2 separate regions of the Mus musculus genome follow, and region 1 is linked to region 2. A link is a loop called in an ENCODE intact Hi-C map of the cell type or tissue named here. Cell type or tissue: gastrocnemius. All regions are shown on one strand. Links, peaks and the distances in the headings refer to the core of each region. The heading gives the core; the rest is flanking DNA.

Region 1 (5,378 bases), core at 84-5,083, 63 kb after region 2:
AAGAACCTACAAAGTAGCAAATCCATTTCACAGGCTGGAGTCTCAAACCGAATCAAACAGGAAGGGGAGAAAGCAAGGTAAACACCAGCATTCATCTTCTGGCTGCAGATTGCACTGTGACCATCCCCCTCCATCCTCCAACCCCATCCCCCATTCCCCACATCCCCTCCCCTTCCACACTTCACTTGGCATGATAGACTTTATTTACCCTCAAACTGTAGGTCAAAATAAGCTTTTCCCTTGTTAAGTAATTTTTGTCATGTATTTTGTCAGAGCAATGAAAAAGAAACTAATACCCTTTTAGCACTAGGTAGACCTTCCTTTACTTCAACCCTCTCCATTGGAGACTATTCTAGTGAATATTTATTTATTTATTTATTCAGGGTTTCTTTGTGTAGTCCTGGCTGTCCTGGAACTCACTCTGTAGACCAGGCTGGTCTCGAACTCAAAAATCTGCCTGCCTCTGCCTCCCGAGCCTGGCTAACATTTATTATTATGCTAAATAATTTTATGTCAACCTTTCACAAGCTGCAGTTATTTGGGAAGAGGGAATCTCAAATAAGAAAATCCCCCCAAGCAGATTGGCCTGTGGGCAAGCCTGTGGTACTTTTTTTTTTTTTTTAATTGGGAGGGTGGTGCCACCCCTGGATTGGTGGCCCTGGGTTCTGTAAGAAAGCAGGTTGAGCAAGCCATGAAGAGCAAGCCCATAAAGAGCACCCTTCCATGACTCTACATCAGCTCCTGCCTCCAGGTACCTGCCCTAAATTCCTGTCCTGACATCCCTGCATGATGGTACAGGGGTAAGCTAAAATAAGCCCTTCCTCCCAAGTTGCTTTTGGTCATGATGTTTTATGTCAGCAATAGAAACCATAACTAAGAATATTAGTTTCCTATTTTATTTATTCTTGTTGTTGTTGTTTTGCTTTGAGATAGGATCTGACACAGCTCAGGCTGGCTTAGAACTCACTGTGTACAGAATGCCTGATCCTTCTACCTTCCAAGTTCTGAGACAACAGATAAACACTACCTCACCTATTTTTGTTCTGGGGAGACACAATCTTTTTATGTTGCTCTGGTTACCCTGGTATTGACTATGTAGCCCAGGCTGGCCTCAAATTCACAGCATCTCTTTTTCCTCAGCCTTCTAAGATTACAGGCATATGCAACCACATCTGACTGGTATTTTCCAATTTTTAAAAAAGATTTATTTATTATATGTAAGTTCACTGTAGCCGTCTTCAGACACTCCAGAAGAGGGCATCAGATCTCGTTACGGATGGTTGTGAGCCACCATATAGTTGCTGGGATTTGAACTCAGGACCTTCAGAAGAGCAGTCGGTACTCTTAACCACTGAGCCATCTCGCCAGCCCCGGTATTTTCCAATTTTAAAAGAAATTGTATATAATGTTTAACCCACGCTTTAGGCTGCAGGAAGGGATACAGAATGAGGAGTCAGATAGGAAGTGTGACTCCAAGTTCTACCACAGCAACCGCTGTGGCCTCGGGAAGTTACAAAACTTCTCTGTATTTCTCTTTCCTTTTCTGTAAAGGCAGGGAAAAAAAAATCATAGCCTACAGACTTGGCAACCAAAACCAGGCTCATTGCAACCTGGTTCTAAGACTCCAGTTCAAACAAAAGAAAAAAGAATGAAAGAAGAGAAAAGATTAGAAAAGACAAGAATAATGTTACCATTTTTTTGCTACATTTATTTAGGCAAATGTGTGTGTATGTTTCATTGTAACTTTGGAAATATTGTGACAAGTCTTTCAGAATCTCAGTTGGCAAAGCCTGGCCAGGATATGTAAGTCTGCAGGCCCCAACAACATTTAATTCTTCAAACATTTCTGGCATACCCTGTATGCTTTCTTATCAACACATGGCTGGGGGCTCCTAGGAAGCCAGCCCTGCCTCATGGGCGAGAACTGCCAACAGCCTGATACCAGGCAGGCTGCTTCCAACCTGGACCTCAGAAAGCGAGGAACACTCAGATGTGTGCTGGAGCTTTCCCCTAGAAGCAAGGATATAACAAAACTTGCTCTGACAGGCCAGGCACACTTATGGCTCTGCATTCCTCAAATACTAGAGACTGGGGCCATGGCCATGTGCCAAGACCATGTTGCATGAAACCCTCAGATGGTCTTAAGCCAGGTGCTGACATTTGAATGATTAGAGACACTTAAAACAGGCCAGCATAAAAATAAGTCTAAGATTTAAAAATGAAACAAACTGAAGAAGAGCCAGGGAAATGAAGCTGGTGCTGTCCACCCGTGCGCCCTGCAGCTCCCAGAGGAGGTTTGCTGGGGGGAGAGCATCCTTGGGATGGTTCCCCTTTCTCCTCCCCCGACCACCCCAATGGCAACAGCACACAGAGGGTAGAAACACCTTTTACACCATTCATCCTCTTCCACAAGGTGCCTCTGAAGGACACTCTCCACCCCTACAAACAATCTTACCCTCAGGAAGGTAATGGATCAGGAGTTAGACAACTCCTCAACAGACAGAGGCAAATGTTGGGCCCTAGACAGCTTGACTCTGACCTATTAGGAAACAGCTACAGAGTCTCATCAGGTTTCCCCCACTGACCTCAAGAGCAGGTGGGGGAGGGTAGTATGAAATATGTCAGACAACTTCCTCTCTCTGTCTCTTCTATGTGGGTTGAGGGTGACAGGCAACTTTAGGTGCCCTGCGTCCTTCCTGTTTCCCCGAGGCTGCTGAAACATGCTCCGTTCACTCCAGGAAGGAGCTTAGAACTTTCTTTTCAAACTCACATGGAACCTTTCCCTTGCAGGCGCAGATCCTTCTCTGGGTCAGAGAGCCCTGCTTGCTCAGGTAAAGTCTGAGATGACCCATGGAAGTTTACCTGAGTCCTGACTCTGGACTATATAAACATTTCCCTTCATTTGCAGGGTCAGTGCTACCTCAGATGATGGGGAAGGGTGACATTCCCCCTTCAGCCTTTATCCCTACCCTTTAGCCTTCTCTTCTGAGTCCCCTCTCTGCCATGAAGCTGCCCAGAAACTACCATAGTTCACAGGTGTTGAAGCTAAATATACTAAGGCTCTGAATCTACTGAGTAATTGATTCCACATACACGTGAAAGGAAGTGTTCTGGGAGAGGAAAAAAAAAAGACCAGGAAGATGGACCAATAAAGACCACCATGTGTGCCACCTGGGTGGTTTCTGATAGGTTACCTCCACTGATGAAACAACCCAATTCAAATAACCGAATTGAAAAACATGAAAGGCAAGTTGACTGGAGTCACCTCTTGGGTGGGTTCACTGATCTCACAGGGTGGGTCAGAGAAGTCACCATTCTGGCAGGGAGACAGAGGGGAGGGGGACAAGAAAGGAAAAGTGCACGTATGGAGAAAGACGCTGAGAGCAGGAGAGAAAGAAAAACCAGCATGTGTGTGCTATTGTTGGCTTTTAAAAGTCTTATGTATCTGAGTACACTGTAGGTGTCTTCAGACACACCAGAAGAGGGCATCGGGTCACATTAAAGGTGGTTGTGAGCCACCATGTGGTTGCCGGGAGTTGAACTCAGGACCTCTGGAAGAGCAGTCAGTGCTCTTAACCACTGAGCCATCTCTCTAGCCCATGAACCTCTGGGGAAAGCCCAGCCCCTGGGCTGGAGAGGTCATTCAGGGTAGAGGGTATTGTATGCCAGCCATATCCTGTAACAGATGGAGACCGAGGGATGCTGGGAGAACCTGAAGGTCATGTCTACTTTGGTATGTTAGCCCCTTGTCTCAGGTATGAAACCCAACAGTTTCTTCTGAGAAGGACATTGAAAGCAGGCAGTAGGACACTCAGTCTCCAGCCCATTCCTGGTCACGCTGTGAGGGCAACTGTTGGGAAGCAGAGTGGTTTCCCTAAAACAGGACCAGACAGAACCCTCTATGGCTGGAACCAAACCACAACGGAAGAAAGAACAAACCCTTGGGCTTTCAGAGTAAAGGTCAATTCAGTGGCCAACTTGGTGACTATCTAGCAGTCTTTACAGCTTTACAGCTCACAAACTAAACTAAGCTACAGATCCAAAGCTGTTTGTCAATAAAAAGTAAGAAAGTCAGCATGAAGCTTTGCACTCTGCTAAATTTATATTCTAAACCCAAGGACTGTTGGCAGAAACAAGCAAATGCTAAGTAAAAGAATATGTTCACTCACTATAATTCCCTGAGATATTCTCTATGGATTCTGTATGGATACACCGTGCTAAGGGTGGGAAACACGTGTAATCTCTGCTACAGCCCGTTGGGCCCCTTCTTGGCTGAATTCATCTCACACTGGAGATGAATTGGACAAAGTTGGTAAGTTTTGGTAATTTAGGAGTAACTGGAGCTGGCTGCGGGTGGGGGGAGGCTCATGACTGTAATCTGGGCACTAGAAGGCTGGTCCAAACTCAAGGCTGTCCTGTTTACAGAGCAAGTTCCAGGCTAACAAGGGATACAAATTAAGACTTTCTTTCAAAACGAAATAAAAGGATCATTAGAGTTGGACTGGTGAATAGGCTGACGGCTCAGGAGGCTAACTAAGATAGAAGGATCCCAGGTTCAAGGCCTGCTTTGGCTACTCAGTTTCATGATTTCCTAGGGTACATAGCAAGATACTAGTTCTGTTGCTGATGCCCTTTAATTAAAAGCAACAGGCTTTTAACACTCCCCCTAACACCCTCCCCCTTTACAAATCCAGGGGTCCTTAGGCCGACTCTTTTTCTTTCTCATATAAAACATTTTCTGGAAACATGAATATTAATCCAAACTCAATCCAAATCCATTAAAATCCTGACTAATCAGCCACATAAAACTTTTGTATGCATCAAACTTGAGGAAATGCTTCCTGTAAGACCAAGGTAGAGTTTATTTAAAAATCAACCCCTGTAGCCAGTCCTAGGAGCGTCAGGTGGTCAGTGAAAGCTGTCCCTTTGAAAGGTAGAGCGGAAAAGGAGAAATGAACTCTTCAGAATAATGATCTTCAGAAACACAAAAGCTTTAATCCCTATGACACAAACTGAGGCTGTTTAGGAAATGTCGTGAAAAACCTCAGGAGCACCAGGGCAGACTTCACACACACAGGCACACACAGGCTTTGCAAGAAACGTTTGGTAGCCAGTGTGCCGGATCTATCTGCAGCCCTATTTTAGGCTGGTTCTCTAATCTTGCTAACCGTGGCCTCCCTGAATGGGGCCTCTGCAAGCACCTGCTCAGCAGAATCCAGTTGGCAGGAACAGTACTTCTCTAGCCCTTACCGGAGGAGATGTCTCATGGCTGCATCGAACTGCAGCAACGTCACCTCCCTGCGGAGGAGGAGGGCCTGGGCCACCTGGCTCGGGTCCTGGGGTCTCTGGAGACTGTCAATCATTTTCTGCAGCTCTTG
Region 2 (5,378 bases), core at 312-5,311:
CTGACACACTGCACACGTCTAGAGGCTGTAATTGGAAATAGGCTTTTGGTTTCCTGTGCCATTCAAGTTTGGGGCTTTCATTTGGTTACAGAGTTCAGCGCTTGGTTCCCAGGGTTTATATACGAAACAGCGGATTGCTGTGGGCTGGTTCATAAAGTGAAACTAATGAATCTATCTCTTTGTCACTTGCTGGTACAGCTAGTTTGTTTCACTTGCACATTTGTACATATATCTAATGTTTTCAAGTGCCTTACTTGTTTAAACTCTGACTTCAAAGGTTTTTGGGGAAAGATAGGTTTACCTCACAGTTATGTTTCCATTGTAATTTCTAGGTTCCTCACAAAAATCTATTTCAGTGCTGTAGCTGTTAGTTTTAAGTGAGTGCTAAAGTTCTTTTAAAAGTACACAGAATTTCCATTCCTTATAAAGGTGGCAAAATTGGTTTGTCATTTACCTCCATGTGACTCCTTGCCCCATATAAATGTCAGCATATGTAGCAAGTTTTCTAAGAATGTAACTTAATTTGAAGCTCCTGAAATTTTGAGCACTGCTCTAACATTGTAGGAAGTTAGTGACATTTTGCAAGTCTCTACAAAAGCTCTTGCCACAGAATTCACTGCTGCCCTGACTCTTCACCATCTTTCTTTAGCAAGGTATTTTGAGCCATTAATGATTTTGGGTTTTTTAATCCAGAAGGTATATAAAAGCCTTTTCAGAGTTTTCATCTGATTTGTCCTGAGGATCTAGTTCTATCAAATACCTTATTTTACCTTTGCCATACTTGCTGCACAAGCAGACACTGCTGGACTTAGAAGTTTCTATTTGAGTTCCTTAAACTACAAAACTAATATGTATGTGTACCAAACTGATTTAAAATAAATGTTTATTAGTCTCTTGATCAAAAGTGTCATATTTTGATTATGAAATTAACATTGTGTTTGCCTTACCTGTCCATTTGAGGCTGGGTTGTCCATTGTTTCTTTTGTTCCTGTAGACTGGTATATAGATGGGAACTAATGGCTGTGAATTAGTGGAGAACAGAACCATGGGAATGATTGATGGTTGGGCTGATGGAAGGGGCATGCGTCTAGCTCACATTAACCAAGAGAGAGTGAGTGAGAGAGTGTGTCACAGGACTACTTTTGTGGAGCCTGTTGTTCTTTCAACTTTGTGGGTCCCAAGGATTGAACACAGGTTGTTGGACAAGTACCCTTTTCCACTGAGCCATCTTGCCAGCTACATCCTACCCTTTAGTTCTGAGTACATAGGGAGTAAAACTTTGCTTCTGATTAGCGTGTCATGTGCTGCTGTGGAGTCTGGTTCTGTTGGACCGTGTGCAGGAACATCTATATTTGATTACTTGAGTTACACTAAAGTTGTTCACTGCTCCCCTGCAAGTCTGGATGAAAGGTTGGATTCACTGCTTTGCCTCTTGTTCCCTGTTAGCCTTATCATTTGGCAATTACATAAAACTTTATAGCAAGCTTCCTAAGACATTGACATAGGTTATTGAGTAAATAGTAGAGGGTGGGATAGGTTTTGTGTGTTCTCCCCATTCTGTGTACTTGCTGTAGGTAGCCCTTGGGTACTTGTTTTTCAAAGGGTATGTATTGGCACTTTCTAATTCACTAGTGTTTGGTTTTTTGTTAGTGTGTCTGTTGGTAAATCCAGCTTTTGTATATCTTGCCTCCTGACTTCAATTGTATTTTGTTTTCAGTGCAAAAACCATTGTATTCATGATACATCATTGGTAGTAAATCACTTTTTTTTAAAAGAATTTTGAATGTGGAATCTAAGGTTTTTTGTTTGTTTGTTTATTTTTTGTCATACATATCTATAAACTTTAGCCCATTGTTTCAGTTGTGTTCTATAACAAGTCTGTTAGCATCTCTGGTTCTGTACGTGTTTTCTTCTGTTACTGATTTTAAGCAAATTGACTATTATGGGCTGTGTTGTAGTTTTCCTTGTTTTTTGGGTTTTTTGTTTTGTTTGTGTTTGTTTATAGATCTATTAAGGTGTTGTATCTCTGACTTTCATATTTGGAAGATTTCCAACTTTCAGTGGTAGGTCTACACCCTCTGCCTTGATGGAGATTATAGTTTTATAGAGATTGCTAGAAATTGATTCATAGTCCCATTGGGGCTTTATATGAAATTAATTAAAATTCCCCCCTTTGAATTCTATCGTGTTTTCTGGTATGTCTGTAGTTGATGTAATATGTTGGTGTGTTTCTCTACATAGTTGTTTTGTAGTTGTGTGTGAATGCTTGGTTTTATTATAGTAATTTTTAATGTCTCCATAGCATTGCTATTCCAACATTTAGCATTTACTTTCCATTGAATTTTTTACCCACACTATAGGATGGTTTGGATGCATGCTTGGTAAATTCTTACTGGATGACAGATACAAGTTTGGGAGGTACAGGTTGGTCTTGTATTCCTGTTCTTACTGCTTTTCTGAAGCGTGTTAAGTGTCGCTTCAGCTTCTGGTCTATTGCAATGGGAACTTCAGCAGCTTCCTGCATCTCTTGATTGTCTCCTCTGCCTCTTGAATTCTGCAAGTACTCTGATTTCTGTCTGGGCTCCCCAGCAATTAAGGACAGGGGGCTGGATCTTGTTTTGCCTATTACCTCATATATTAAATGTTGTTGCAGGTCATCTAAAGGGAATACAAGTTTATTCTAGAGCCATTTTGAGTGACCATGGCTGGGAAACAACAGATTTAGGTTACCCCAAATTCCATGGTCCAACATGGAAGCTGTTTGAGAATTTTTGCAGAATAAAGAAACTGGTACTGAAGGCAAGTTTAAAATGCAGTATGGTGGGTATATTAGAACAGTGGTTACAGTGAGATGGGGACGCTTTTGTATAGGTCCAAGATGCTATTTGATGACGTTCTTAGTTTGTAGATGCCAAAAGGTTTTTACTAGTCACGGGGATGTTCTAACACAGCATGGAATGGCTGTTACAGGTGTAGAGCTAGCCCAACATGGGTAGGTAGCTTCTGACCCTGCAGCAGCCTTCTCCACAGTCCCCAGTCCTCTACAGATGGAGCTGCTTCCAGGAACTCACTGAGACTCGTGAGTTGGTTCCTTAGGAGCTTCCCTGTAGCACAGTGGTTCCCTAGTTCAACCCTTCATACAGTTCCTGACACCCAACCATAATAAAATGTTATTGCTACTTTATAAATATAGTTGTGCTACTGTTAGGGATCATAATGCAAATATCTCATTGGCAGGGTATCTGATACGTGACTCCTGTGAAAGGGTCATTTGACTCCCAAAGGGGTTGCAACCCATAGGTTGAGAACTGCTGCTCTAGGATGAAACAAGTTGGAACTTCTTGTGTCTTAGGGAGGCTCATTCTACCAATGGGGTGTTTTAACTCAGGAAATGGCTGTATAATGGAGTCTTGTCCTACTTAAACTGTCAACTTGACACAGCCTAGAGTCACCTGAGAAGGGAGTCTCAATTGAGAGAATGTCTAAATTGATATAGAAGGTCCCAGTCCACTATGGGCAGCACCATTCTCTGGGCAGATGGCCCTGGCTATATAAGAAAGCTAAGTAATCATGAACCTGAGAACAAGCCAGCAAGCAATATTCTTCCATGGCTTATGCATCAGGTTCATGCCTTTATTTTTTCTTAATGATGGGACATGACCTGGAAGTTGTAAGTCAAATCCTCTCTCCCAAATTGCCTTTTTGAATTTAATCTCAGTAACAGGAAAATAGAGCAGGTCTCTGCTGCAACTTAATCTTCTTTACAGTTTCACACAGTGGCTTCTCAGTCTCTTTGCTGGTAATCTGGCCTTCACATGCATTGCCTGGCCTCCATGGCTTCCTTGGACGTTGGATGGGCCTTCATGACCATAGAACTTGCATTTTGCTTGTCTGCAAAACCAGTGCTATGTAGAGAGTGCTACTAAGTTCTGCTCTAGCTTGAGATCGAGTCTGTCCCCTTTCTACCACAGCTCAAACCTCAATCTAAGTTACCTTCCAGCAGGGAACTCCTTTAGCAGCATTCTCACATCAAGTTCTCTCCCTTCAGATGAATTTGCATTTTCACAAAGTAGAGTCATCATGGGAGAGGGGGGGGTGTGTGTGTCTTGCTTTCAGAGCTCCATTCCTGTTGTCCCAGTTCAGAACATGAGATTTCTCTTGCAGCACTAATCTCTTAAGGGCATTATAGCTGCTCTCTTTGTACCAAACTTGTTTGCGTCTTTAATTTGGTCACATACCTTTTCTTGACAAACTATATTTTTTTTATATTCTGCTCATTCTCACTGTAGAAAGAGTAGTAAGCAGGAGTCATTTGACAGCCTAGGTGTTAAGGTGTTTTGAAATTCCCACTGCTAAACAGCTTGTAGTGGTTTGAATGAGAGTGGCCCTCATAGACTCACTCATACATGTTTGGTTCCCAGTTGGTGATTAGGAGGTGTGGCCTTGTTGAAGGAGGTAGGCTTTGAGATTTCAAAGGCCTACATTAGGCCAAGGCCTTTTCTCTTTCTCTGACTGTTGGTTGTGGATCAGATGTAAGCCCTCAGCTACTGCTCCAGCACCGTACCTGCTTGCCTGCTGCCATGCTCCCGCCAACATGATGATAATAGACTCCCCCTCTGAAACTGTAAGCAATATCCCAGTTAAGTGCTTGCTTTTATAAGCTGCCTCGGTCATGGTGTCTCTTCACAGCAAACAGATCAAGAACTAGGATAACTTACTTCATTACCTTTTAACTCAGCCTCATTCTTCAGTTCTTCAGCAGCCAGATTCTCTGCCAGAATGGTAACATGAATGACTTCTAGCTCAGTTGCCAGTAGAGTCCTTATTACCCTCTGAAACCTCGTGAGCCCAGGCATTACTGTAGTCATTTGCAGTGGCATTCTGGTCTTCTAGTCTCCACCAGAGTCAAACCTTAAGCTGTGCGGACAGCCTTCTGGGGCTTCAGTAGCACACAGCTCCAAACTTCAACGTTCTTCCCACAAATCAGTTCGGGGCCTAGGAATCACAGACTTCTTACAGCAACAGCCCCACTTTGGGTGCCAGTTTTCTGTATTAGCTACATTGTTGCTGTTGCTGTACCCAAATATCAGCAACTAAGAGTAGAGCAGCCGAGTTAGCCACCTGTCCTTAAGCCAGGTGAACAAACAATAGTAAAAATGGAGATTGACTCATTGTGGCCACATGCGGAAAGGAAGCTACCTCCCCCAAAAGGCCATCTGTTTTTGGGGTCTTTAAGTAGTGAGCAAGTAGTCCCAATCAAGATATGATCCAGCCCATCTTTGACATATCTGACTTACCTCAAGGTTTCTCTTGTCTCCATCTCCCATTTCATCTTAGGAGAACCGAAATAAGATGTGCACTAGTGCACCTTGCTTATG

The links. Hi-C counts contacts between places; a loop is a spot of excess contacts. Peaks named below come from ENCODE experiments on the same cell type or tissue, not always from the same donor. Only the 100,000 strongest peaks of a DNase experiment are listed, where the experiment ranks them.
Region 1: a loop joins it to region 2, with 2.0 times the contacts of the local background. A loop is called at or near these places in 8 of 42 quality-filtered maps.

Annotation. Positions count from the first base shown.
Region 1 is chr10:41,593,167-41,598,544 of GRCm38, forward strand. Ccdc162 (coiled-coil domain containing 162) reads right to left here. Exons shown (of 48, transcript NM_001358562.1): 30 at 5,251-5,378. Among named protein-coding and RNA genes, the nearest start is that of 5730435O14Rik, 28 kb to the left of the region's middle. In gastrocnemius, for the core only: no CTCF peak of the experiment used is centred there; a DNase peak (open chromatin) is centred at 2,078; H3K27ac peaks cover 2,127 bases.
Region 2 is chr10:41,530,145-41,535,522 of GRCm38, forward strand. Cd164 (CD164 antigen) reads left to right here. Exons shown (of 6, transcript NM_016898.2): 6 at 1-898. Among named protein-coding and RNA genes, the nearest start is that of Cd164, 13 kb to the left of the region's middle. In gastrocnemius, for the core only: no CTCF peak of the experiment used is centred there; no DNase peak of the experiment used is centred there.